3 separate regions of the Homo sapiens genome follow, and regions 2 and 3 are each linked to region 1. Evidence: chromatin loops called from intact Hi-C (ENCODE). Cell type or tissue: endothelial cell of umbilical vein. All regions are shown on one strand. Links, peaks and the distances in the headings refer to the core of each region. The heading gives the core; the rest is flanking DNA.

The links. Peaks named below come from ENCODE experiments on the same cell type or tissue, not always from the same donor. Only the 100,000 strongest peaks of a DNase experiment are listed, where the experiment ranks them.
Region 2: a loop joins it to region 1, with 4 times the contacts of the local background. A loop is called at or near these places in 6 of 110 quality-filtered maps.
Region 3: a loop joins it to region 1, with 9 times the contacts of the local background. A loop is called at or near these places in 2 of 110 quality-filtered maps.

What each region holds. Positions count from the first base shown.
Region 1 is chr6:7,968,996-7,980,219 of GRCh38, forward strand. The region is part of intron 4 of BLOC1S5-TXNDC5 (BLOC1S5-TXNDC5 readthrough (NMD candidate)); the gene reads right to left. Among named protein-coding and RNA genes, the nearest start is that of TXNDC5, 64 kb to the left of the region's middle. RefSeq lists a silencer at 6,922-7,051. In endothelial cell of umbilical vein, for the core only: no CTCF peak of the experiment used is centred there; a DNase peak (open chromatin) is centred at 6,296; H3K27ac peaks cover 3,680 bases.
Region 2 is chr6:7,890,448-7,901,671 of GRCh38, forward strand. TXNDC5 (thioredoxin domain containing 5) reads right to left here. Exons shown (of 10, transcript NM_030810.5): 3 at 9,129-9,234; 4 at 4,659-4,755; 5 at 1,174-1,289. It overlaps BLOC1S5-TXNDC5 (BLOC1S5-TXNDC5 readthrough (NMD candidate)), which reads right to left. Exons shown (of 13, transcript NR_037616.1): 6 at 9,129-9,234; 7 at 4,659-4,755; 8 at 1,174-1,289. Among named protein-coding and RNA genes, the nearest start is that of TXNDC5, 15 kb to the right of the region's middle. In endothelial cell of umbilical vein, for the core only: no CTCF peak of the experiment used is centred there; DNase peaks (open chromatin) are centred at 3,454 and 4,614; H3K27ac peaks cover 3,705 bases.
Region 3 is chr6:8,081,538-8,086,537 of GRCh38, forward strand. All of the region lies in intron 3 of EEF1E1 (eukaryotic translation elongation factor 1 epsilon 1), which reads right to left. The region is part of intron 3 of EEF1E1-BLOC1S5 (EEF1E1-BLOC1S5 readthrough (NMD candidate)); the gene reads right to left. It also overlaps SCARNA27. Among named protein-coding and RNA genes, the nearest start is that of EEF1E1, 19 kb to the right of the region's middle. In endothelial cell of umbilical vein, for the core only: no CTCF peak of the experiment used is centred there; DNase peaks (open chromatin) are centred at 1,604, 2,054 and 3,714; H3K27ac peaks cover 4,961 bases.

The DNA.
Region 1 (11,224 bases), core at 3,609-8,608:
TCCTCAGAGAGGCCTTTTCTTTCCGATCTAAGCTACACACCGCCTCCCATCATTCTCTATCACCTTAGCCTAACATTGTTTTTATAGCCTTTATCACAATCTAAAGTTATCTTGTATATCTGTTTACTTATCTGTTGCCTCAGCCTCTAGGCTGGGATTTTGCAGAGGATGGGTGCCATGTTTTGTTAAACACTGCTCTGTCCTGATGCTAGAACAGTACCTGGCCTGGAAGAGGCACTCGAGACTGGATAAATGAATAAACAAAGGCTCAAATGAGTGAATGGATGCACTAAAGAAGTAGGCCAGGAAATGTTGCTTTGAGGGATGTATGGAATAGATGAACAAAGAAAAAAAAGAAAGAAAAGAAAAGGAAAAAAGAGATCAGCTTGTTTGTAACCTGCAACCACCTACTGCCTGCCAAGTCTTCCTGCCACTCCCATGCTACCCAGCCACCCTCCAGGTTTAAATGCAAAAACCTGCTTTGCAAGATATCTAGTGGCAGTTTGTTGAGGACCCAGGGAGCAGTTCCCTCAAACACTACTACTGGTGATCTTAGATTCAGGAGGGCTGAGGATGACTAAATTTGTATTTGCAATTCAACCATAATCTAGCCCAGAAATTCTTGACATACTGGAATCTCTGGGAGAAAGGACAAGTAAAGAAGTATATAGAGCTTAACATGACCCAGATTCTAACTGCTTTGTTTGCTTTGGGACTTTTAACACTTTTTAAGCAGAAGTATGTTCAAAAAGGTTAGAAAGTAATCTAAATAATGCAGTCAGCAGTCAGACAAGATTTATAGAAAATCTTAATAAGAAGAGAGAGTCAAGGGTTAATCTAAAACTTGGAGCTCTAATGTCCAGGAGGGCAGTGGTTTTTATTGATCATGGGGAACTGGGGAAGCTAATTTGGGACATGACACTAAGCATAACTTGAAATTTGCTGAAGTTCAGATGATAGCAAGATATGCTGCAAGATTGCAGTAGCCTGTAAGTAAGCCAGTAGAAAGGTAAGAGTTAGAGCCACTAATAAGAACCTTATACAAAATCTGTATAATGTGGTATAATGGAGACCATAGATCTAGTTTTCATTCCCTGTTCCTGGGGCAGAACTTCAAAAGCCCTTGGAACTTCCTGAATGACAGGAATTATTATGCTAATGAGGTGATCCATGGTGGCCCCTAGGTAGCTTCAAGATGGGGGCTGGTCACCAGAAAGACCAACTGTGTGATTACAGTGTTGGAATTCTTAGCCAGTCCAACCTCCAGGGAGAGGAGGGGACAGGTAGAGACTGAGTTCAATCTTGTGGCCAGTGATTTAATCAATCATGTCTATATGATAAGGCCCCAGTAAAATCTCTGGACACCGAGGCTCAGTAGAGCTTCCTGGTTGGTGAACAACTCAGTGATATCCTGGGAGGGTGATGTGCTCAGATTCCATGGAGGAGGGCATGGACACTCTCCATCTGGGACCTTCCCAGACCTTACTCTATAAGTCTCTTCCATTTGGCTGATCTTGAGTTGTATCCTTTATAATGAGACTGTAATCATAAGTATAGTGGTCTCCTGAGCTCCCACTCTTACCATGTGAGATGCCTGCTCCCCCTTCACCTTCCACCATCACTGTAAGCTTCCTGAAGTTTCCCCAGAAGCTGAGCAGATGCCCGGTGCCACGCTTCCTGTACGGCCTGCACAACCATAAGCCAATACACTTCTTTTCTTTATAAAATTACCCAGGATCAGTTATTTCTTCATAGCAATGCAAGAATGGCCTAATGCAAAGAGCCTGTACACATTGCTTGTATATGCACATATGCATTACACAATAGTTGCCAGGATATATAGGGAATTTCAGAGGCCTACCTTCAAGTGGGAACATTATTGAATTTTATATTTTATTTCTTACCATTCTGAGTCATTAACTGTCAGTAATTAAGGAATTCTAAATGTTATAATGGATAATAATTTTGCTTACACCTTATTCAAGAAATGTAGAGTAGGATGATCACTCTTGTATGTGACATTAAGTATATGTATCACAGCCACTTAATCAAAACTAAAAAAAATCTAATCTTTAAACTTTAATATGTGAAATTACAGGCTCTGAGGAAATCTAGAAAAATTACATCTCTGTTTAATTCTTGAAACTCTTTATTCCTTTAATTTTAAGATGTCACTAATTTTAAGATGATGACAGACTTTGGGGGAGCTGGGGAGAAAAGGAACACCTGCTCATGAAATACAGATGCTCCTCGACTTACAATGGGGTTACATCCCAATAAACCCATAGTAAGTTGAAAATACCAGATGTTGAAAATGCATTTAATACACCTAACCTACCAAACATCATAGCTTGGCGTAGCCTACCTTAAGCATGTCCAAATACTTACCTTATCCTACAGTTGGGCAAAAATCTTCTGGCAATGCAATACACTGTTGAGTATTAGTTGTTTAGCCTTGTGATTGCATGGCTGATTGGTAGCTGTAGCTCACTGGTGCTGCCCAGCATCCAGAGAGATTACCGTACTGAATACTCTACAGAATATGGTATTGCTAGTCCAGGGAAAGAGCAAACTTCAAAATTTGAAGTACAGTTTCCACTGAATGCATATCACTTTCACACCACTGTAAAATTGAAAAATCATTAAATTGAACCATCATAAGTCAGGGATATTTATACAGTGAAGTATAAATATCCACTGTAAGATATTATTCCGCTTCAGCAAAGGGAGCATGTAAAAAAATTGAGTGCACCTTATATTTCAGAAAATACAGTAATATGGTAGGAATTCAGATTGTCTTTACTTCTTTTTAACTTTCAGATGATTTGCCTTAAATGTGTTGAATGTAATCACTTTTACCTTACACAATTTTCTTTTCCAAAAATATGATGGTCTGAAAGCAGAACTGTATTTATAATAAAATGTCCAGATTGGGGGTAAAGTGGCTGAGATAAGACAAGGGCCAATTTCATTCTACAATAAGCAGTCTGAAAAATTTTTAAAAATACTTAATTTTCTATATTAACTGAATTTTGGAAGGCAGTTTTTCACTAACCACATCTTAATACATTATAGACTAACAGAAACCAGCTTTTTCTCATATATACATGTAAAGTGCAGGCCTTCTATGGAGCAAGGAGACTTTATTCTCCCATTGGGCACCATTTTACTGTGTGGAGAAAATCACTGAGAAAAAGACACCGTCATCAAGCCTATACAGTATCAGCTTAATGGACATGAAAATACGGGGAAACAGGAATAATGTCAAAGGATGTAAATACTCAGAGTGATTCACATACAGAAGCGGGTGGCAAAGAACAGAAACACCGAGGCCTCTCAGGGCAGCAGCTCATGGAACGGCCCCTGATCCCGATGCAGCAAGGGATGGATGGTGGGTCGCTTTGCCAGCAGCCACCTGCAACCCTAGGGCTTCTAGACAATGGCATCACGTCCCATCTGTACCCTAGATGGCTGGCCCAAAGGACGCAGTATCCACAAAATTCATGATTATATTTTTATGGCTCTGTGAATGAAAATTCCCTCATAACAAGTAAGTCAATCTTCTCTCTTTCTGATCTTGAACTTTCTTTGGGTTATCTATGTGAATTTAGCAAACCACCCAGTGCAAGAAACGGCGCTATTGAGTTCAGATGGTGAATCACAGCCTTGCTTAGACCAAGAGACTAAGAACGCTACAAGCAAAGTGTGCGGTCCTTACCCAAGCCTAAGCAATCTAGCTAAGCTTCGCCTTAACTTGCTAGAAACATGCTGAAAATAGGTTGTATGATCGGGCTTTGATCGAAGTAAGACTTCCACTCTGATGAGGTCCCTCTCTTCAGGAGGTTTAAGTCACCAACATTTAAAAACAAACCTATCCACGTATTATGAAAAAAGGGTGTTGTAAAATCTGAAGTGAAGAACATTCTGCCTTTCAGTAGATGACCTAATTAATACAATACCATGATAGATGCCTGATAAATACTTCTGGAGATGATGCTGATTATTTTATAATGCTGTCCAAAAGTGAGTAGGTGTTAGGTCAAGGGAAAAAATATATAGCCGTCCCTTGGTGTCGGTGGGGGATTGGTTCCAGGACCTCCAGTGGATACCAAAATCTGTGGATGTTCAAATCCCTTAGAGAAAATGGCACCATATTTGCATAAAATCTATGCACATCCTCCTGATATCCATTAAAAATCTCTAGATTACTTTTAATACTTAATACAATCTAAATGCTACGCAAATAGTTGTTATGCTGCATTGATTCTTATATGTGTTATTATTTGTTGTTGTATTGTTATTTTTAATTGTTTTTTTCTGAAATTTTTTTTCTTCTCCAGACAGAGTCTTGCTCTGTCGCCCAGGCTGGAATGCAATGGCGCAATCTCAGCTTACTGCAACCTCCACCTCCCAGGTTCAAGAAATTCTCCTGCCTCAGCCTCCCAAGTAGCTGGGATTACAGGCACGCATCACCATGCCAGGCTAATTTTTGTATTTTTAGTAGAGACAAGGTTTCACCGTGTAGGCCAGGTTGGTCTTGAACTCCTGACCTCGTGATTCGCTCACCTCGGCCTCCCAAAGTGCTGGGATTACAGGCATGAGCCACTGCGCCTGGCCTTTTCTGAATATTTTTGATCCACAGTTGGTTGAATCTGCAGGTGGGAAGCCTAAGGGTAGGGAGGGCCGACAGTACTGTATTTATAAATGGTGTAATTAAGTTACTTAGTACTGACATGGGAGCTTTCATGTTGAATTGTAAGTCATTATGTAAATATTAACTATGTATCAAAATTCTTATAACAAAGCAGGCTATGGCATTTGCTTTGAGTCACTGTTGAAGAACAAGCTCTGTGACTTTGGAAAATGATGAAACAGAACTCATCTTCCTTACTCCCCACTGTCCTTGAGTTAATAATGGTTAATAACACTGACATTGCCATTCAGGACTTACATTGTACTTCAGCAGTTAAGTGATTTATAGTACAATACTGAGCTTGTAATGAAAACAATCACTATTTTAGTTATTATAAAAAATGTCTATGAGACCATGAAAGGCATTTTTATCACAAGTTTACAACAGAATCTTTCAAAGGTGATGGCTACCTGTGCATCTAATGACTTGGGCTAAAGAAGCCTGCAAAGCAGTGTAGCCATCTCTACATCTAAATGGTGCAGGGCAGGTGAGCCCCAAAGTGGGACTTAGCCCACGAGGGTTCTTGGCTTTGCCCAGGAAAGAATTCAAGGGCATGCTGGAGGTAGACAAAAACAGCTTAACTGAAGCAGCAGTGTTATACCTCCATGACTGCTCCTGCAGATCTGGGCAACCCCATAAGCAGAGAGGAGCAGCTCAGGGCAGCTTTGCAGTCGTATTTATACCCACTTTTAATTATATACAGACTAAGGGATGGTTTATGCAGAAATTTCTAGGAAAGGGTTAGTAACTTTTGGGTCATCGGATCATTGCCATGGAAAGGAGCGATAACGCCCGGGTGTTGACATGGCAATGGTAAACTGACATGGCACACTGGTGGGCACGCCTTATGGAAAGCTGCTTCCACCCTGGTCCTGTTGTAGCTAGTCCTTAATTTGGTCCAGTGTCTGAGCCCCGTCTCCAGAGTTGAGTCCCACCTCCTACCTCATAAAGGCAAGGTTAGTGAGTGGAACAGTTAACACTAGTTTCAGAGGCTCTTTAGGCAGCTCAGAACAAGCAGGTCCAGTCCTAGGCTATTCTCAGTTGCCTCTCTAGGTTATCAACGCCATCCTTTGAGAGTCAAGGATGTGTCAACCATCGAGAGAATGACTTATGTGACAATCAAACCCTCATCCTGTCAGATAATCATGCATTTTTTTTTTCCAAGGGCAATGGAAAGTGAGCAAACTCTTCAAGATGAGTTGATTGCATTAGTCTTTTTAAAAAAGTTAAGTACTCTTAAGACGACGGCAAGGAGTGGGGGGAAAAGTTAAGTACTCTTTACGTGACCCAGGAGTAAACGAGATCCTTTTGGCAAACCTCAGAATGTTGGATGGTGTTGACGGCATGGACTGGGCAACCGGGAAACCATGTGCTAACTGGCTGCTTCATCCCTTTTTCCTTTTCTGCGTCTGCCAGGTGGGGCCCTGAGTTCGGAGCACGTCTGGCTCTCTGCGGCATCCTGCCTGTTATCTCTGTCTGGCAAACAACCACTCCGTGCTCCCAGAACTTCGGAGCCTTCCAGGGCACTGGGGATGAGTCATTCTCAGCTCACTGTGCCAAAGGTCTTTTTGGCCGAGGGACTGAGGAAGACCATTGTTGTGGCTGGCTGTTATCTCTCGAGCCGACTCCACTTGGCAGAGGCACAAGTCCATCTCTCTGGTGTGGAACAAGGCGCTGGGCTCTAGATGAGTCAACACGCTAATAAACAAGAGGCATGGAGGAAATAGCAGCCAGTCTTGAAAACAAAAAAAAAGAAACATTTTGAAGTGTACTGGATGCCGAGATGTTTGTCCTCCATGGTGCAATCCTGCTTTATCTCACTCCACAGCCTTCCTATCAAAGAAATGGGGAAGTTAATAGTTTATCAAATGTGAATCGGCTGTAGTGTTTATGCATAACTTACATAGCACGGAAAGTATTTTTTGGTGCTGGGGGTACTGTTTTCTTTCATTGCAAATTTATATCTTTGTCATTCATCTCCCTTTTTGTCAGACTACATATTTTAGGAAGTCTTCTGTCTACCAAGAGGTTTATTGTCTCCTGAACTTATCCCCATGCCATCAGGGAAACCACCCCGACGGTGGCTCGGCAGTTCCCGGAGTGAGATAAAAAACAGCAAGCTTTCCCCTAATGTAGACAGAGAAGCAGGATGGAAACCCTGCTCTGGGGAAGGTCCTGTCTCTGAAGCAGAAGACCAGGGCAGAGGGAGAGCATGCTGTACCACACATGTGTTCCCTGCAAGCACAGCGTGGTGCTGTCAAGTAAACACTGGCCACAGCAACCAAGCAGCAGCAAAGCCCTGCCTCTCAGCACCTGCGTGGGTCACTGTGATGGCTCACACCAGGTGCACCAACACCTCACTCTGGTGATTTAGCAGGAACCCACAGATTCCACATGAGGCGGGAGCTCAACTGTTGAAAACACAGTGTGTCGCCATTAGGATTCTTGGGGAAATGCAGGTGGAGGAAGCCAACTCTAGTCCCAGGGCAACTTTTGCTTCCAGAGATCCCAAATGCACAAGAGTGTTCCCTAAGCTTGCTCTGGATGGAACGCAAGGGACACAGGACTTCCTAGGGTGACTCACAGACACCTTGTAATAATCCTGTGTTGACAGTCATAAGAAGGTGACCGTACCTCTGTTTCCTCCAGAAAATCCTGGTTTTGTCCTACTGTATGTATTAGTGACACCCACTTTCATGCTCAAAAGGTGTTTTCATGTGGATGACAAATGCTCCTCTTGTCAGTCCACTCCCTCATGGAACTAACGATCAGCTTCACTGATGCCACAGCTGCACTATTAGGGCCACTTTCCACCTGCACTTTGTTTCAGCAAATGCCTGTTAAGCACCCGTGGGGCATCCCTTTGCCTCCCACTGTGCTTGGCAAACAGGACAACATGAATAGATGGTCCTCACCACAAGCCTTAGTCTAGTCAGAGAGACAGACACCTCAATAGATGACTACACAGCCCTGTGTTAAATGTGACAGCAGAGGCACGCACAAAATAGGACCGCAGTGTCTCCCCTCAACGTCAGTTTACCATCCGCTCACTTGGAGAGTTATCTAGGGGATGTCCCAGCTTGCAAGTGGGGACAGCAGTGCTGGCATCAGCAGTGTGAGCAGACAGAAACTCAGAAAGCCATGGAGTAGGCGTGTTTCTTGCTGTGCTTTGGGAAGCGTCATCAGCATCTGGAGAGCAGAGTGTAAACGGGGACACAGAAGTGCTCACTTTTTCCCCTAAAGATATGCACAATTTTGTAATTTAAATATTTACTTCTGTTAGTGCTTAGCTACTACAGAATGCAAAATAAATCCACTCTAAAGAAGCTAAGATCCAGGTGTCTTAGTCAATTTAAGCTGCTATGACAGGAAACTATGATTTGGGTGGCTTATAGAATACAGAAATTTATTGCTTACAGTTCTGGAGGCTGGGAAGTCCAAGATCAAGGCCCTGGCAGATTTGGTATCTGGTGAGGGCTGCTTTGTGGTTTACAGATGGCACCTTCTCACTGTGTCCTCATGTGGTGGAAGGGGGAAGGCAGCTCTCTTTTATAAGGGCATTAATCCCATTCATGAGGTCTCCACCCTTGTAATCTAATTATCTTCCAAAGGCCCTACCTCCTCATACTGTCACCTTGGGGCTTAGGGTTTTTCTTTCCTTTTCTTTTTTTTTTTTTTTTTTGAGATAGAGTCTCATTCTGTTGGCCAGGCTGGAGTGCAGTGGTGCGAACTCAGGTCACTGCAACCTCTGCCTCCTGTGTTTAAGCGATTCTCCTGTCTCAGCCTCCCAAGTAGCTAGGTCTACAGCCATGCGCCACCATGCCTGGCTAATTTTTGTATTTTCAGTAGAGACAGGGTTTCACCATGTTGGGCAGGCTAGTCTCGAACTCCTGACCTCAGGTGATCCACCCATGTTGGCCTCCCAAAGTGCTGGGATTACAGGTGTGAGCCACCTCTCCTGGCCAGGGGCTTAGGATTTCAACTTGTGAATGCAACATGTGACCAAGAGACTAATGACAAAACTGCTACAATCAAAGCATGCAGTCCTTACCCAAGCCTAAAGAATCTAGCTAAACCTTACCCTAGCCAGCCAAAAACTCGCTGAAAGTATGTGTATGACAGTCAGTGAACATGACTTTGATCGAGGTAAGACTCACACTCTGATGAGGTCCCTCTCTTCAGGGGATTTAAATTACCAACATGTCAAAACAAACCTATCCACATATTGCAGAAAAAGGGATGCAAATATTCAGACCATAGCACTAGGCATGGAGTTTAGGATTAGAAAGGAAAACTTCTGCTGATTCTATTTTTACCCATGTCCACTGGAGGCAGACCCTCCTCTCAGCAGTCTTTAGCACTGATGCAAAATTTGTAAAGTATTGAGTTTTCTCATTATCTTTTGAGTGGCTGCGTGGACATGCCTGCATTTTTAAGCTTTGTTCATTTCATGCACTTTCTACGTAGAACATCTGATATGGTTTGGCTCCATGTCCCCACTCAAATCTCATGTTGAAATGTAATCCCCAATGCTGGAGGTAGGGCCTGGCAGGAGGTGATTGGATCATGGGGGTGGTTTCTCATGGTTTAACACCACAGGGCCCTTAGTGCTTTTGTTGCAATAGTGAGTGCTCATGAGATCTGGTTGTTTAAAAGTGTGTGGCACCTCCCCCTTCTCTCTCTTGCTCCTGTTCTGGCCATGTAAGACATGCCTGCTCCCGCTTTGCCTTCTGCCATAATCGTAAGTTTCCTGAGGCTTCCCCAGAAGCTGAGTGGATGCCAGCATCATGCTCTGTGCAACTGTGGGCCAATTAAGCCTCTTTTCTTGATCAATTACCCAGTCTCAGGTATTTCTTTACAGCAATGCGAGAACAGACTAATACAACATCCCTCTCCCTCTTTTTCACTTGTTGAAAGGTGCCAATCCAAAGAACAAACAGAGAGGGAGACTCTCTAAAAGACAATTACGTTTATTTGGGAATAGGGCGTTGTAATGGGAATATGCACGCCATAGTCAAGTGTGTGCGAATTCAGGGAGATTAATTTAAAAGGCTTTTAAAGGAAAATGAGGATTACATAATTGTTTTGAGATAATTATCCATGGCTACAAGGATTAATAGCAAGGATAGTGCCAGTCTGAGGCTAGACAGGCAGTTGCTAGGCAGACGTCTTCACAGAAGTGTTTTTGTGTGTGTTAGGGTTGCAAGGGCCTTTGTACAAGGTTGTGGTTTTTGCAAAGTCTTTTGTGGTAGTTCTTGTTATCAGGCATTCATGCATGAGTGCCCTGCATTCATGGCCTTCCTCAGCTCTATTTGTCAGGGCTTTTAACACAAATGACTCCATTTTGATCCTGACAACTTTCACAATGGCAAATCATGAGACCAATTCACAGGTCGACTCCTTAAAAAAAACCAATCCCTGATCCCACGAGGCAGGACTGGTCCTAATCTTATTCTGTATATTAATCCTTGATAGCACTTGTAATCTGTTAGTGAATTGTCTATAAGTCATTGTCCACAGTTAGACTCTGAATTCTTGGAAGCCAAGCACTGTTTCTGATTCATTTTTCTAATTCTAGCATTTAACATAGAGTTCAGTAAATATTAAACACGAGTTTGGATAAACATAATCATAGTTTTAAAAAGTGCACAGCGCAATGAATTATCCAGAGAGAATATACCTGTGTAACTATCACCCACGTCAAGAGTTAGAAAACTAGCAGCACCCCAGAAGCGCCACCTTGACCCATCTTCCAATCCCTGCATGCTTCCATCTCTTCAAGGTAGCTGCTATTTTGTCTTCTACCACTACCAGGTATTAGTTTTACTATTTTAAGCATTATATAAAGGAAACCATATAGTATATTTAATTTTACATTCAACTTCTTTCACTCAATATTATGTTATATATTATCTATCTATATATATATATTTATATTATTGTAGGCAGCTGAGTTAGTTCATTTTGGGAGGCTGTATAGTATTCCATTGGATGAATACACCACAATTTATCTACTTGACTCCTGTTGGATATTTATTTCCAATTTGAGGCTTTTATATATTATGCTCTTATAAAGTCTTATATGTGTTTTATAATATACATGGACACAATTTCTGTTAGAAATGAATTTTCCAGGTCTTTGGGCACAGCTCTGTTCAGCTTTAGTAGATAATGCAAAACATTTTTTTCAAAATGTTATGCCAGTTTATACTCCCAACTGTACTATGTATGTTCCCATTGCTGTGGATTTTGACCAACACTTGATATTATCAGTCTTTTAAATTATAGACACTCTGGCATGTGTGGTATGTGTGTATGTCTGTGTAATAGTATTACATTGTGGTTTTAATCTGTTTTCCCCATGATTAGTGAGCTTGAGAACTTTTTAACATTTTTATTGGCCATTTGGATACTCTCTTTTATGAGTTTCCTGTTCAAATCTGTGTTGCTCATAATTTCTATTAGGCTTTCTGGCCTTTTATTTGATTTTCAAATGGTAATCCAATCTTGGATTCATAAAATAATCCAGAC
Region 2 (11,224 bases), core at 1,496-6,495, 81 kb before region 1:
AAGGGCTTCAGCGTGGTCACCTGGGCTTGTGTCTGCTCACGCCTAGGTCTGCTAGGATCCTCTATGGATATAAACCTAAAAGAATCTCCCATAAAATTTCATACAATAATTAAGTAAGGATACAAGGAATGGGGTAAGACAGTAGACAAGATTATTTTATAATTACTTCCCCGAAATGTTCAATAAATATAAACTGATAATAACATGTATAATTAGTATATATTATCGTAAGCGTTTAAGAGGCAACAGTGAAATATCCATTTAACTGACAACAAAAGTGATTACAATTTACCAAGCATCTGCCCCATGCTAAGCATCACACTAAGCAGTGTACTTTCATCTGCCCAGACACCACACAGTAGATCTTAGCTCAGTTTTGCAAAGGGGGAGACCGAGGCGTGGAGAGGTTTTTCCCAAGGTCAGCCAGCCAGGTCTACCCAACCCCCAAGTTTATGCTTTTGACCATCTCACCATCCCAAGTAGATCATCCTGTTAACCATCATTCAGTCCTAGACACGCAGCATTACTTTTGGATACAAATCAGCCCCATGGCAAGGTAGAAAAATGAGATTTTTAAGAAAGGAAATCTATGCATGGTGTCTGGTGGGTGCTGGAAAGTGTAGAAGAATAAAAGTGATGTCCCTGGAGCTACACTGGATATTTCCAGAAAATCCAGTTACACAGAAGTTGTCAGACACCACTCTTGGCTTCTCTGTATAAAGTAGGAAATGCTGGAAAGAATCCCAGGCACAGTGCAAACTGAGGGAGGGTCTTCTGCGTGCTTGGGGGAGCACAGAGCCAGGGTCCTTTTAGAGAGAGCTCTTGGGTGAGGTCGAACGTGGACGGTCTCCAAGTTCGTCCAGTGAACATTCTACAAGGCTCTACCCCATCTCTTTGCAGAACGGGCTCTGGGGCTGCCAATTCAGATTTGGCCATCTCTTCAAAATAAACAAAGCAGCCGAGGCCATAATTTATCTCTAGGCTGTGGAAAAGCCAGCAAAACTCAAAATCAGACTGCCATCTGTGAAGGTGAAATGAATTATCAAGTGGCACACTAAATGGAATTAATAAATCAAGTTTGCGACTTTGCACACGGAATGAATAATGGGCCACTCTGCTAATTAATCCAGCCCAAAGCAGTCCATTTCCAGTTTAATAAGGGCTTTCACTCACCTTGCCAATCTTGACAGTTTCGGAATGTTCAAGGCCCAGAGCCAGCTGCTCCCAGGTTGGAGCCAGGGCTTTGCAGTGACCACACCACGGAGCGAAGAACTTGATAAAGTGGTCGCCTGGAGTGGAGAGCCAAGGCAGAGACGGGGGAAAGAGGAACTGTAATTTATGTCAGACCTCACTAGAGAGTTAATTGAAGAATCAGATCTTTGTCCTGCTTAGCAAATCTTAGTTCGGCATGAGCACTTTAATTGGTACAAAGGGACTCCATCAAATGTGTTTCTGTTCATGACTTCATAACAATACTCAAAACCAAATTTGTCATCTTTGATGGACAATCAGCAATCAACTCATTATTTGGAAAACTGTAATAAAAGGAAAGAATCAGGCATTTCTCCCACCTCTCCTATATGCACTGTACCGCTGAATAACCAGGTGATAAATGAGGGTGAGTTTCTCTTGGTTAAAAAATGAAGGGACGCTTGAATGAGCCTCGGCACTTGGCAGCCCTAAGGAATGGACGGACCCAGGCTCTGCCTGTCATGGTCGACCACATCCCAAAGAGAGACAACTGGACGTTCTGTGCCCCCACCAGCTATGAGGTCTTCTTGTGCCCCCAAAAAACATCACACTGAAACTGATTTTGTCCCCAGACCCAACTACCAATTTCCAGGAAACAGAGAAATCAGGGAAACATGTAGACCACACTACGGGGACACAATTAGCAAAGTCTGGACCACGGGGAGCTCTACAGGTCAAACCACCTATGTCTTCAGCAAGAAAGATAAAGAGATGTCTGGAGAACATGCAGGTTAAAAGAGCCTTAAAAGATATATAAACACATACACATATAGAACTATAGTGCTCAGGAATGTGCACTTCAGTGCACATAAAGGAGTTGATATGGTTTGGCTGTGTCCCCACCCAAATCTCATCTTGAATTCCCACATGTCGTGGGAGGGACCAGGTAGGAGGTAACTGAGTCACGGGGACAGGTCTTTCCCATGCTGGTCTCGTGATAGTGAATAAGTCTCATGAGATCTGATGGTTTTAAAAACGGGAGTTTCCCTACACAAGCTCTTTTTGCCTGCTGATATCCATATAAGATGTGACTTGCTCCTCCTTGCCTTCCACCATGATTGTGAGGCTTCGCCAGCCACGTGGAACTGTGAGTTCTCCATTAAACCTCTTTCCTTTGTAAATTGCCCAGTCTCGGGTGTGTATTCATCAGCAGTGAAAACGGACTAATACAAGTGGTTTCCACAAATGTCAGGCAAGTGCCTTCTTGGAGAAGGGAGGGCGGGCTGTGCCCTGCATGGGACACGGGAAGCTGGCAGTTTTATTTCTTGAACTGGACAGTAGTTACAGTGTGACCACGCTATAAAAATTCATTAAGCCCTACATTTGTTTTCTCGATCTGTATTATATTTTATCATAAAAAAAAGTTTAAAAAATGAAACATCACCCCCTTGGCTACGGGGAAAAAAACAAACAAACCCTCACAGCATCATTATTTGGACACAGAAGGTGTTTAGCTGTTCTACCCTGACATTGGGCTGATACCAAACTGAAAGCAGGCTGTGGCCGGGGAGAGAACTAACCAGTGGCATGTGGCCTGGCGTCTGAGCAGGACTCTGCCACACTAAGGCTCACAGCTACTGTCTCATCAGCACAGCAACAATGCACTTGAAGAAAATGGTGAAAAACTTCCTTTAAAAGTTAACAACTTCCATTAAAAAATGTGCAAAGCTGAAACCATGTGCAGGTGCACAGTAGATCCTGCACTGTAAGGTGGAGACAGGCTCTCTGGGAACCTAATCAGAGTACTGATGGGAAGCCAGCAAGGGCAGGAAGCCACCATGGTACCTACACGACACAGCTGTGTGGCAGTGACCCACTTAGGGAGGCGCTGGCTAGGCCTGCCGGAGTCGGTCTGTCCTGCCGGAGTCGGTCCGTAACAGGTGATTTGGGAAACACACCCTGCTCAGAGCCCAAGACAATCCCAGCTGAAAATGCATTCCCGTAGCGGAAAGCATGCTAGAGTTCTGCCGTCAGGGCGCTGGTATGGATGAAATAACTTTTAGCAAAAGTGGGAAAAGGCTGAAGGCCTCACGATAAGTTACTGTGGACAGTAAGTGTGGTGGGGGAGGGGCTCTGACTCCCAGCAGGCACAAGTCACAAGGCCAGAGGCAATCCAAGCCATTTCTCACGTTTCCAACCCAGTCTTCTAAGGGGATTTCTCTCCATGGTAGCATTTGGTAATGGGAGCCGGCCAGGAAGCCAAAATTGCTTTCAAGTCATTCGGTGTTGGGCCAAGTTTTCTGAAACACATCTATGTGTGAATAAAGGGAGACTTATGTATTCACACTGGAAATTTTATGGGGATCATTCTGATATTAGGAGACCATTTGCAAAAAATGGGATGTGGTATAGAAAGATCTTTTAAGTGTAAAGAGTAACTAATTTGATTCATGTTATAACGGTGTCATTAAATTCTGGGTTTTGTTTGGTTGTTTTCTGAGACAGGATCTCACTCTGTCACCCAGGCTGGAGTACAGTGGCATGATCACAGCTCACTGCAGCCTTGACCTTCCAGGCTCAAGTGATCTTCCCACCTCAGCTTCAGGAGTGCGCTTACCATACCCAGCCTTTTTTTTTTTTTTAATCTTCTGTAGAGACAAGGTCTTGCTTAGGCTGATCTCGAACTCCTGGGCTCAAGTAGTCATCCCACCTTGTTCTCCCCAAGTGCTGGGATGATAGGCATGAGCCACTGTGCCCAATCTAAATTCTGTTTAGACAGAGAGAAGCTTTTGTTTCTGCCTGAGGTCATTAAGCATATGATTATCATTAATACACAGGCATACTTCCGAGATACTGTGGGTTTGGTTCCAGACCACTGCAATAAAGATAATATCACAATAAAACAAGTCACACAAATTTTTTGGTTCCCTAGTGAATATCAAAGTTATGTTTACACTATAGTCTATGAAATGTGCTACAGCATTACTTCTTTAAAAACAATGTACCTTAATTAAAAAATATTTTATTGCTAAAAAGATGCTGACAGAGGGATACAAAGTAAGCACAAGCTGCTGGAAAAACCGCTAGACCTGCCAGATGCTGGGCTGCCAAAATCCTCAATCCGTAAAAAAATGCAGTATCTCCAAAGTGCAATAAAGTAAAGAGCAATCAAGCGAGGTGAGTCTGTCAATAAACACTCTTAGCCAAGGATGCACTGTCCAGCTAGTGTGCGGGTCACGTGTGCTTAGCATTAGACTCGGCGTTTCTATAAGGGCACAGACAAAAGGAGAACTCATGTTTTAGAGGAGGTGCACTGAACAACGGTCCCAACAGCTCCTCTAGAGTGACCCTTTGTCAGTGCCACTGATGCTGCTATCTAAGAGCCCTTGAGTAGCAGGAAGGAAAAGCCCAGCACGCCAAGGAATAATAGTGATTCTCTGAAGCTGGCATCAGGACGTCCCCCTTACCTTGTGCAACGTGCAGCTCAAAGTTGCTTGCTGAGAGCTCATACAGCCCTTGCTTGAGCTCGGGGGCACTGGGCGGTTCCACTTCCGGCTCTGGTGTCTAACAGGAGGAAATAAAACAGTCATGGGTGTGTCAGTGGAGACACAGGGAAACCATCCAGGAGGTGACTGTGTCTGTGGGGAACCGCCTGCAGATGCCTCCCTCACCCAACAACCTGGAACCCTTGTACGATGCTGCTGTGCTGAGTGAGGCCAGGTCAGGAACTGATCTCGTCAAGCCCTCTGGAAGCTTCAGCAAAAAGCCCCCTCGTCAGCCTCACCCTCAGTGAAAGCTCTAGGTCTGAGTCTCCAGGGCAGCCAAGTGATAGCTGTCCCTACCCCAAAACCCAACCAAACAAAGCAGACAATGCAAAGGACAGTCTTACCCTATACCCTGTCCTCTTCTTTGAAACGTACTTGGATACTTCACAAAGAATACAAAATACAACGCCCAATGGACGTATTCTGAAGGGGTCAGCACTTGCAGACACCAGAGTGCCCAGCGCAGTGGCTCGTGCCTGTAACCCTAGCATTTTGGGAGGCTGAGGCAAGAGGACTGCTTGAGCCCAGCAGTTCAAGACCAGCCTAGGTGACAGCCTAGCATTTTGGGAGGCTGAGGCAAGAGGACTGCTTGAGCCCAGCAGTTCAAGACCAGCCTAGGCAACAGAGTGAGACCCCATCGCTACAAAAAAAAAATTTTATTTACCTGAGCATGGTGACGTGCGCCTGTGGTCCCAGCTACTTGGGAGGCTGAGGTGGGAGGATCACTTGATCCCAGGGGGTGGAGGCTGCAGTGAGCTGAGAACATGCCACTGCACTCCTGCCTGGGCAACAGAGTGAGACTCTTCCTCAAAAAACACACAAACAGACACGAGGGTAGCAAAATGGACAAAGCTGAGAATGAGAAACTCAGGGACCAGGAAGGCCTGGTTATCCTTACTTTACACAAATGACAGGGAAAACTGTGAGGAAGACACAACTGTGGAAGACTGATCAGAGAGAAAAGGAGGTGATGAGAAGGAAAATGCAGGTGAATGAAAGGCAACAGAGAGAAAACCATGGCATGAACATAAGCTGCACCTTCAAGAAAGAATGTAATTCATATGACTAAGTCTCATACAGAAAGAGGGGGAAAGGGGCTTTTCAAAAGATGCTTCTGCCAGGACCCAAGCAGACAGCAATGTGTGCAGCTGTCTAGTCACAATCCTACATTTCTCAACTTTTCAGACCAGGTACAGCTGTGGCTTCCAACCAAAGTAACCAGAAATGAGGGAAAGATAATGGAATCAGTGTTCTGCTGCAGACACATTAAGTGTATATTACTCAGCTTTTATCTGGGGGTTCATATTCCTATTAAAAAGAATATCCAAGCTAAGTTGTTAAAGGCTTTAAAGGTGCTGACAGTTCAAAGCTGTGCAGGGCTGGAATCATAAAGAACCACAAAGTTTCCCTTCTGCTGCCAGCGCGTCAAGACTTTCAAAGTGCTAAATACCCACACAAAACAATGCCCAAGGGAAGAATGGCTAAGTGAACAGTCAATGGGTGCACATAAGGTGAAATAAAATACCGTGTGCCACTCTCCATGAGATGTTCAAGGGCCTTTCAGTATGAAGTGTTCATTTATGGCACATGCGGGGCCTCTAGTTGCTTCCTGGGTTCCTGGCAGACTCCAGAGCAGTCCCCCGGCATGGGAACACCACAGTGCATCCCAGAAACAGGTCACGTCTTGCCCTACAGTGGCAGCATAAGCTGATATGGTGCTTAAGAAACCTGGCTATATTCATCAAGAGCCATAAAAATGATCTTTTTTTTTATTCTTGGCCTTATAATTTTATGTCTGGGAATACTATATTCTAAAAATATCACTCAAAAGAAGGGGGGGTGGAAAGTCCTTTACAAAGATAAACTTGTTCCCTACATCATTACTGATGATGGAAAAGGTATAAATAACCTAAATATCCACTGACAGAATTAGAGTTGAATTATGGCAAATCCACATGATAAAATAATATAAGACATGATCAACATAAAGACCACATAAATATATAAAATCATTAATGAGATGAAACATGTTTGTATAACTGTTCAAGAAAAAATACAGAAGCAAACATGGAAATACAAAAATTGCAGTAGAATGTACAAAGTGACAAATTGTCTTTTGAGTTTCTTGAATATTGCCACAACACTTAAAAAAATCTAAATTTATCCCACGTGAATATTAAAAAATGTATGTACTAAGTTACTTAGGTATACAGATAAAGAACTTTTTTTAAAGTTTTCACTTAAAAAGCTAAGAGAATTCTGGTTTGCAGTATAAAGTGTATATACTTAAACTTTTCCACAATAAGGCGCATTGTCATTGTTTCTGGCAATTATCTGGGGCCTGCTATTGCTGGAGACACTAAAATATGGCAAGTTGGTGACTGTGGTTCTGGGGTGGCATGGGGGGATTACACGCGGCCATCCTGCTCCCACACTGAGGAGACAGAAAGTCCCTTGCAGAGCCTGGACGCAGCCTCTCAGCCCTTTCCAACCTGCAGGTGAGGCCGCCACCTCCACTAAGGGAAATGGGCCATGAGATGAGGTCTTTCTGCCGTCCTGATACTGGCTGCTGGTTTCTTGAATAAAGCCATCATAGAAGACTGGCTTTTTTGGTGAAATTTATTTGAGGCTATTAACTCCTCCTTAAAATTGGTTTGCTACCATCCAATATATGTGTCCCCACAAAGAGAATATTTTCACAAAGGAAACAATGTCCAATTGAAAACTATGAAAGTCACACCTGCTCATTCAGCTTTCTTGCCAGGACAAAGATGCAAATTTCCTGAGAGGTCTGTGGTTCTTTTAGCTAAAGTTAGGTAAGTCTCTGGTTCAACGACATAACATCACACACCAACAGTCTCCACCATACAGTTCAGAGAGTTTTTTTTTTTTTTCCACGATAGTTTTTGCTCTGTTGCATAGGCTGGAGTGCAGTGGCATGATCTCGCCTCACTGCAACCTCTGCCTCCTGGGTTCAAGTGATTCTCCTGCCTCAGCCTCCCAAGTAGCTGGGATTACAGGCACCTACCACCTGGCTAATTTTTGTATTTTTAGCAGAGACGACGTTTCACCATGTTGGCCAGGCTGGTCTTGAACTCTTGACCTTGGGTGATCCACCCGCCTCAGCCTCCCAAAGTGCTAGGATTACAGGCATGAGCCACCACACCCAGCCGAGTTGAGAGAGTCTTTGCAGGTGAGGGATGGAAGCACTGAATCAGCAGCCAAGTTTCTGATTAGGTCATCAGAGAAGATGGGGCAGAGCGGAAGAGCCGCACAGACACACTGGAAACTGGCAACAGTAAGCGGCAAAGCTCCAAAAGGACCACCACAGACCACCTTCAAATCAGTGGGCGCTTAGCTGATACAAGAAGGTAGTCTTAGGTATTTGTTGAAATTGAAATTACAAAGACTTCAGATGCTCTTCCTAGCTCATCAGGATCCTACAGTGTAGGAACACGAGTGTTTTTCCAGTCCCTCTCCAACACAGCAGCATGACCCACCAGGTCTACCCGGCATCCAGGGACCTGAGCACTCGGCATTAATCAGAAGGCACCACCCACAAAGGAACACTTAACCAGTGGTTTATGATCATGATGATTTATAAAAAAGTGAAGACTTCCAACATCAACTGGGGAGGGGGAGGATTATAAATCCTTTTTAGTACATAATATTCTAAGAGTCTACAATCTCCTGATATTAGCCTTAGTAAGGGAAGTGCATTAAGACACAGAGTATTAATGGTACAAAATGATGTTATAAGCAAAGCCCATTAGAGACTCGGGGACTGAGCACCGAGAAGAAAAGGAAGGATCCACCCTACGGGTACAGCTGTCGGGCTAGGCCCGAGCCAGAGGGCTGCAGGTGGTGGAGGGCAAAGGTCGGGGGGATGGGAGGAGGCTCCAGTGCTGGCTTGGATAGGAGATTCTAGGCTGGGCCCAGCCCTGACCCCAGGTGGTCCAGAGTCAGTCTCTGATGCTGGGGTACAGTTGTGAACTGTATTACCTGTGACAGTGGCAGGGTGGCAGTGTTAACAAAGAGTAAGTGCTTATCTGTGAGGCCACACAAGTGACTTCCCTGAAGACTGACTACAGCCAAACAAGGCGCAGGGTGGTGGGGAAGACAAACACCAAAATGGTGGTAACTGCTGAAACTCAGGGTTTAGCCTTCTCTTGACTTTTGTGCACATTTAGGTATTTCCACACCAAAAAGTTTCTGTAAAAGTTCATCTTTACCTGTAATACCAATAAGCTCCAAAAAAAGTAGAGTTGCTTTAAAATGGCAGCCTTAATCATTAACCTCAACTGGCCTCTGCCCCGTTACATATTACCCCAAAGATGTAGGCAGGGAGAGAGGGAGGGAGGGAGGGAGGGAGGGAAGGAGGTAGACACTCACCACTGGCTCCTCGTTCAGTGTCTGCAGCATCCAGTTTTCCAGTGTCTGGAAGTCCCGAGGACCCTGGTACTTCACAGCTTCTTGGCCTGGCTTGAAAAGCTTTAAGCTGAAAGAATAACAAAGGATTAGACAGAGCAAAAAGAAAGTTGTCTTATCAGAGAGCAAACTCATTTAGTGAAACAATCAGAAAATGAGCTGTCAAGGGGCTGCAGCCAGGCATGTATCTGCTCCTCTCTGATAAAAAGGAAACAAACATAACGTTCCAGGAGATAATACATTCAGTTAATCCTAAACTTTCAGAAGTTTCTGGTTTTATTCAAGGAAAACTAAAATGAGGTGAAAACTTCCAGCCCGCTGCTGTGACTGAGGCCTCAAAAGCTACAGTACTCAGTGCTCCTCTGCAGCAGCCTCGGGCCTTCCCTGCAAGCTACTGTTATGCTTTCCCGGCTTCAGCAGTTGTTGTCTGTGTTCAAATTAGGACTGGAGCAGACACGGTGTTGTTTTGCAATTAAGGTATTCTTCCAGGCCACCTGGCAGGTATTCAACTCTTACAAGGCCTGAATATCCAGTTACTGTGAGAATTCAAGTTTCCAGCTATAAGAACATCCTTGACATTGACTGATGCTGTCCATTCACCTTCCCATAGAGAAGGAATCTTTTCTTTTTCCTACAAATGTTGGCCTCTGAAGGAATCTGCAGAGAGGATACGGGAGTAGGTCCTTTAACCATAAGCAAAAGACATCACCAGAGGATGAAATTAACACTCAGTTCCTGTATCCCTCCAGCAGTCACGGGAAAACGTGCTCTAATACTCTAGATAAAAATTCATAGAAGGTGTCAAGGATAGGCAAAAATGTGACTACCAATAGAAGAAAAAAGAAATACAGAGTACCATTTGTTAGCAAGCCTGCTCATCTAAACACCCCTGCCACTTCTACAGCGCGTATGTGGATTTTGTGAGTAAATGCCCAATGTACGGTATCAGAATTGTAAGACGGCAACATATGTAAAATCTGACATGAAGGTTTGAATAGTGTCTTAGTTCAACGGCTGTAACAGAAGACCACAGATTGGGTGTCTTAGAAACAACAGAATCTATTTCGCCTAGCTCTAGAGACTGGGAAGTCTGAGATCAAGGTGCCAGCAGAGTCAGTGTCTGGTGAGGGCTTTCTGGTTCACAGATGGTGTCTTCTTGCTGTGCCCTCACATGGCAAAAGGGGAAACAGAACTCTCTGGGGCCTCTTTCATAAGGTATGCAACCCTATTCATGAGAGCTCCACCCTAATAACCTGCTCCCTCTCAAAGGCCCCACCTCCTATTGCCAGCATTGGGGATTAGGATTTCCCCTATGAATGCTGGGGTACACACACATTCAGTCCAAAAAAAAATGGCTAATTCTCCTTAAAATGAAGTCACATGGCTAGATTAGGCTTTGAAATTAGTATCAGCATACTGGCCTTACCCAGAACCTAAGATGGTATGATGGGGCATAGGTAGGGTCCCTAATGTGTCTCCAGTGCAGAATATACACCCAGCTTCCTCAGCAGCTCAGACTCTCATAACCACAAAAAACAGCCAAAACTTAACTAGATTTGGCCAGTACACCGGCTACGTCACGAAGTTCAACATGATAAGCAACTGCAACATCTGCGGTATCAAAGATGATTGCCCTCACCTAGCCTGGCACCTCCCCAGGCTCCCACAAGGTGTGTTCCGCACCTGGAAACAGAAACTGCTTCCTGCACGGCTCTGCCTCCCGCTAACGCTCTTCAGGAAGGGAAATGGGTGGATCCTCAAGACATCAGAAAGGACCAGGGACGGTCACACTTGTGTCTTTGCTAAAAGTAAAATACAGTAAGACCTAGCCTATGATTTTTTTGTAATTTGCTATTCATTTGCAAAACAAATAATTTAAAAAAAACCATCTTCTTGTTGTTGGACTGATAATCGTTCTAACCTGCCCAGGAAGTCTGAGATTCTTCCTCGGTAAGTTCACAGAGCCCAGGGACAGAGCGGACACTTCTGGTCCAGACCTTGCAGTGAGTTTGGGACATCTGACTTCAATTCTCACTGTCGACAGGGGTGAGGGAGGTGAT
Region 3 (5,000 bases), core at 1-5,000, 110 kb after region 1:
AACTGAGCATCAGTCTATATTTCAAAAATATTTTGAAAAATATTTTGTAAAAGAGCATTTTGTTCTTTTTCTAAATCTTTACCATATATAAACCTCAGCAAGGACTTCAAAAGAAAATGTACGATTTATTAAAAGCTCAACCAGTAATAAAAAGAGCTGCAAATCTAACAAGAAATGGGAGCTTTCTTACCAAAAATGAATAAATGAATGAATAAAATTCAAAATCAACTTCGACAAATCTCTTTGCTGATAGTTAAAGCAAACAGATGTAACAATAAGTTTTACTCCAACTTGATTTCATGTCAGCTGCTGAAATATATGATGATTCAAATCTGACCTCTTTCTTACCATTTTAGTCCTTTCATCGCTCTTTCATTTCAGATAATTCTCCACTCAGCCATTTGGTAAAGCATTTCCAAACAATAGAGTACTAATGCTTGTTTATGTTCAAGTTGTTCACCCAGATTTTAAACTAGGTAAAAAGGGCAATGTTATGTGTGATATTTGTATTTCAGAACAGCATTTGGTGTCACTGAGGACTAGTATAAGTTGCTTACAGGCCTATTATTTAAAGAAATACTAACATACAGAACACAGCAAAATAAATATTCTCCAACTTAAACATTTTACATTTGGAGTCTCTAGAGTCAGGATTATCAACAGACTCACAGTAAAAAATAGTTTTTATTCCAAGAGCTCCTAAAGCTTCTAAAAATTCCTAATTTATTCCAATGATTTATTTATTATTATTATTTTTTGAGACAGAGTCTTACTCTGTTGCCCAGACTGGAGGGCAGTGGCGCGATCTGGGCTCACTGCAACCTCCACTTCCTGGGTTCAAGCGATTCTCCTGCCTCAGCCTCCTGAGTAGCTGGGACTACAGTCACATACCACCACACCTGGCTAATTTTTTGTACTTTTAGTAGAGACGTGGTTTTGCCATGTTGGCCAGGCTGGTCTCGAACTCCTGGCCTCAAGTGATCCACCAGCCTCGGTCTCCCAAAGTGCCTGGATTACAGGCATGAGCCACTGCACCCAACCCCCTATTCTAATAATTTTTAACTAGATGATCCATTTGACAATATTTTTAGATGATCTATTTTAAGAATGTACATTTATTCATTTTTCCCTCAGGAAACTTTTGCCAGAAACTCACAGAGTTTTTCAAAAAGGATGAGGTTACGGTTACCACTTTCACCTCTTTTTACAGTTTAAACTTTGGAACTTGTCCCTTTGAGTCTGAGATAATTATGAATGACCTTGACTTGTTAACTCTGCTACTTTTTTGGAAGACATTCCCTATATAAACTTACTGTAAACAAAGAAATGAACAGATTTCTCCCCTCACCAAATTTACAGATTTTAAAAACATTTCTGATGGGATCTCCCAGACTATTTCACTTACAACACTGGTTTTCCACCATCCCTTTCTAGCTCAAGTTCTTTTTCCTTTCTTACAACAGGAAACAATGCAATTGTTCTAGTTGCCATTTCCTGCTTCATGTTGATCTGCATGCCAGTGTGTCTATAGTGGTGCTTGGCTCTTTCTGCCTAATAATTCCTTTTAATTTATATTGGCACTCTATCATGACTTTGAACTTTAAAGCCAAGCAGATAATATTCTGAATCACTAATTTTCCATGAAGTCATGTGAGAAACACTTTAAGTGAACCGTTCCGGATCAGGGTGACACGCTGCTTTGCTACCTTTCCAACTGGCACCACGTTGCCGCCTTTGGGACATTCTTTAGGGCCAGTGCTCCTGGACTATTTTGCAGTTAATTCTTTTATTTTTCCTTTCCTTATAAAAGAACCACATGCCTCCAATGGTGCTCCAAACTTCAGAACAAAAGTATTTCAGTTGATAGCAATCTTACAGTCAAGCAGCACATAATATTACAAAGGATTTTAATAATCTTGAGTAACAGTCTGTTCACAGGGATGACTATCTCCTAGTGAAATCACTTTAAGAAAGCAGTGAGTCACTGGTGTTATAATAAACAGCCACACTAACAGGCAGTATAACAAAGGAAAGGCAACATAATATTCCTCAAACGGAGTTAAGATAGACCAGATCTTAGAATAACTCAGCCATGACTAAAATTGGGCTCACAATGAAACAAAATACAGTGGAATTATCTGATGACTCGAAGGTTCCTTGACTGCTGTTTTGTACACTGTGCTGATTACATATTCCGTATTGAATAACGTGAACAAACAAATTAAGGAATGCACGAGGACAAAAATAAATAATATTGCCAAAGCAAACAAAGCACGAAGACCTGGTAAATATCAGCAGGTGGCCAATCTGCACCTCACACCCACCCTACCTTAACACCTAGAAATCATTTATTCCACATCTGTATGTATTTGTACCCAACTTAACTGGAATGTCATTTAACACCACAGTGCAATTCTGCCATTGTGTAGGTTTTAGTCTGTGAGGCCTGTTCCTTGAGAAGGTGTTTATTTCTCTGATTACTTTGCCTGCACTTGGACTAGAGTGGGAGAGATACTTTGACTCATGATAGGAACCCAAAAGGATGGTCAACAGTGATTTACATATTAATCTATTCAATTTCACTTTGAAAAAGATAAGGATATCTTTAATCATAACATCCTGGTCACTATATATGAAGATGACATACATTCCAAAATACAAAATGTAAACACATACAGAATGCTAAATATTATTAATGTAACCCTAACTTTAACATGCTGTACTGAATGAAACACTTCTAACCTGCCTAAAAACCAAGTACCCTCCAGTGCACTTAGACTCGTAATTAAATAACTTTGCAGCTAGTGCTATGAATATTTTGCACTATAGGATTATGACCTTATTCATTCTGCTGGCAAAGGAATTCCAAACAAGTTCCCTCCTTTTCCGAGTATTTCTTTTCCCTACTGCAAAACCTGCATAAGCTAGAGGAAAAGAAAATTTAATTAAACACTTGGTTTATGAGTTACACTTCAGTATCATCTTTTTTATTTTTAATTAGATGTAGAAATACTCTCCTTCTTAATGACAGCCCGATGCTACAGCAAGCAAGATCTTGTGGGTCTGAACAGACGTTCACTAGCCTGCTGGCTGTCATCACAAAGGACGACTGATGATATTTTTCCTAATATAAAGCTTAAAAAGTTAAATGTCAAACCATATGTCACATTTAAATATATATTTCGTAAAAAGCCAACAAGTTTGTTATTGTGGTTTTCAGATAGAAATTGTTCTTGGAGCCCTGTTGGGTAGCCATGCTCACAGCAGCACAGTCTCACTAAAATGAAGTACAGACTCCCTCAAGTTCAAAGACTGTGTTTAGGCTGCCACCAGGAGAGAGATGCTTAGATACCTTAGCAGCAAATCCTCTTTACCTTGCAGGCTTTTTTTGTTTTGAAATGAGGTAAGTTGTGCCTCATGATCATTTTAAATTCGAAAAGCTACTAAAACATATTGAACCTAGCATGGAATAAAAGAAGGTGGTAATCAATGTACTTCAGCTCCAATAAACTTTCTCCACATTTAAATAACATTACTTATATTACACTTTCACTACAGAGATAAAAAATCTGAAATAGGAACTATAAATAGGTACCAGTTGTTAAATATTGCTTTTATTTATTTTTTTAAGACAGGTCTCACTCTGTTGCCCAGGCTGGAATGCAGTGGTGCAATCATGACTCACTGTGGCCTTGACCTCCCTGGGCTCAGAAGATCCTCCTACCTCATTCCCCCAAGTAGCTGGGACTACAGTCACAGAGCTACCACGCCTGGTTAATGGTTTTTTTTTTTTTTAAATAGAGACGGGTTTTGCCCTGTTGCCTAGGCTGGTCTTGAACTCCTGGGCTCAAGCTATCTACCTGCCTCAGCTTCCCAAAGTGCTGGGATTACAGGCATGAGCCATCATGCCCAGCCTTAATATTGCTAATCTCAATAAGCATTTAGCTGCACAAGGCACTGTTTTAAAAGCCAAGAGGGGATGAACAGAAATAAGACAAATCCTCTTTGGTCTCTTATTTTGTGTAAATTGAATCATATTCTTTGTAAGTATGGGGAATATTCATTCTACTTCACTCCTGTTGTCCCAATGTAATTATTAATAGGCCTCCTTTCACAGCCAAGTGTTTTGGATGAGAAATCATGTGGTCGCCCTATTTACAAAGAATATTTGTAATCAAACTTATCATAAGCTTTCCAAAACAATGAAAATTCCCTTAGACAGCCAAGGCCATCCAAATCTTCAGATATTTTTCTGACAATTTTCTGATTCTGTATTCTACTTATCTGCCTCATGCATTAATAACATAATATTCTGACCAGAGATTAGCACTGGATTCCATTTTCTCTACTTCATTAATTGCTTTCATGTAAAACAGTCTAATTTCTTCAATAAGATTAATATGCCCCTGAAAATAGTTTTATACTTCTGTTGTCTCCCTCTCAAGTATGGCATAGTGGGCATACACAGTGGGCTCTCAATAAATCATTTAAAACTCATAATAGTTTTACATTAAATTAAGGATCATTCTAAGCCATTACAATAATGTTACAGAATTTAACATAATCACTGAGGGATCTTTGAGGAACAATTCAGAATAAAGTCAAGTAAATTCAAACTGAGGGATTATAGCTTGAGTAGGGAACTAATAACTGTATCCTGCATTATTACGGTACGTTTGCGGGGTGAGGGGAAACTAAAAGGAATCCACTTCTATGACTGTCATGAAGCCCAGGAGTTCTGGAGGGAACTGCATTCCATTCTGAATTTTCTGGTTACAATCCCTGTCTTCTCTCTTCAACCTCAACTGAAAACCCATACTCAAGAGGCCTCAATCTGTGCCCTCTTATTCTTGGCAAATGGCAAAACCAACTATGTAGGAGGCTTTTTCAGAGGAGAAAACGACTTTGTTTTTCCAAAAGACAAACCCTCCACTTTGCTTTATGAGGCAGATAGCAGCCCCAAACCATGGATAGGTTGGGGCCTGCGCAGACCTCAATTA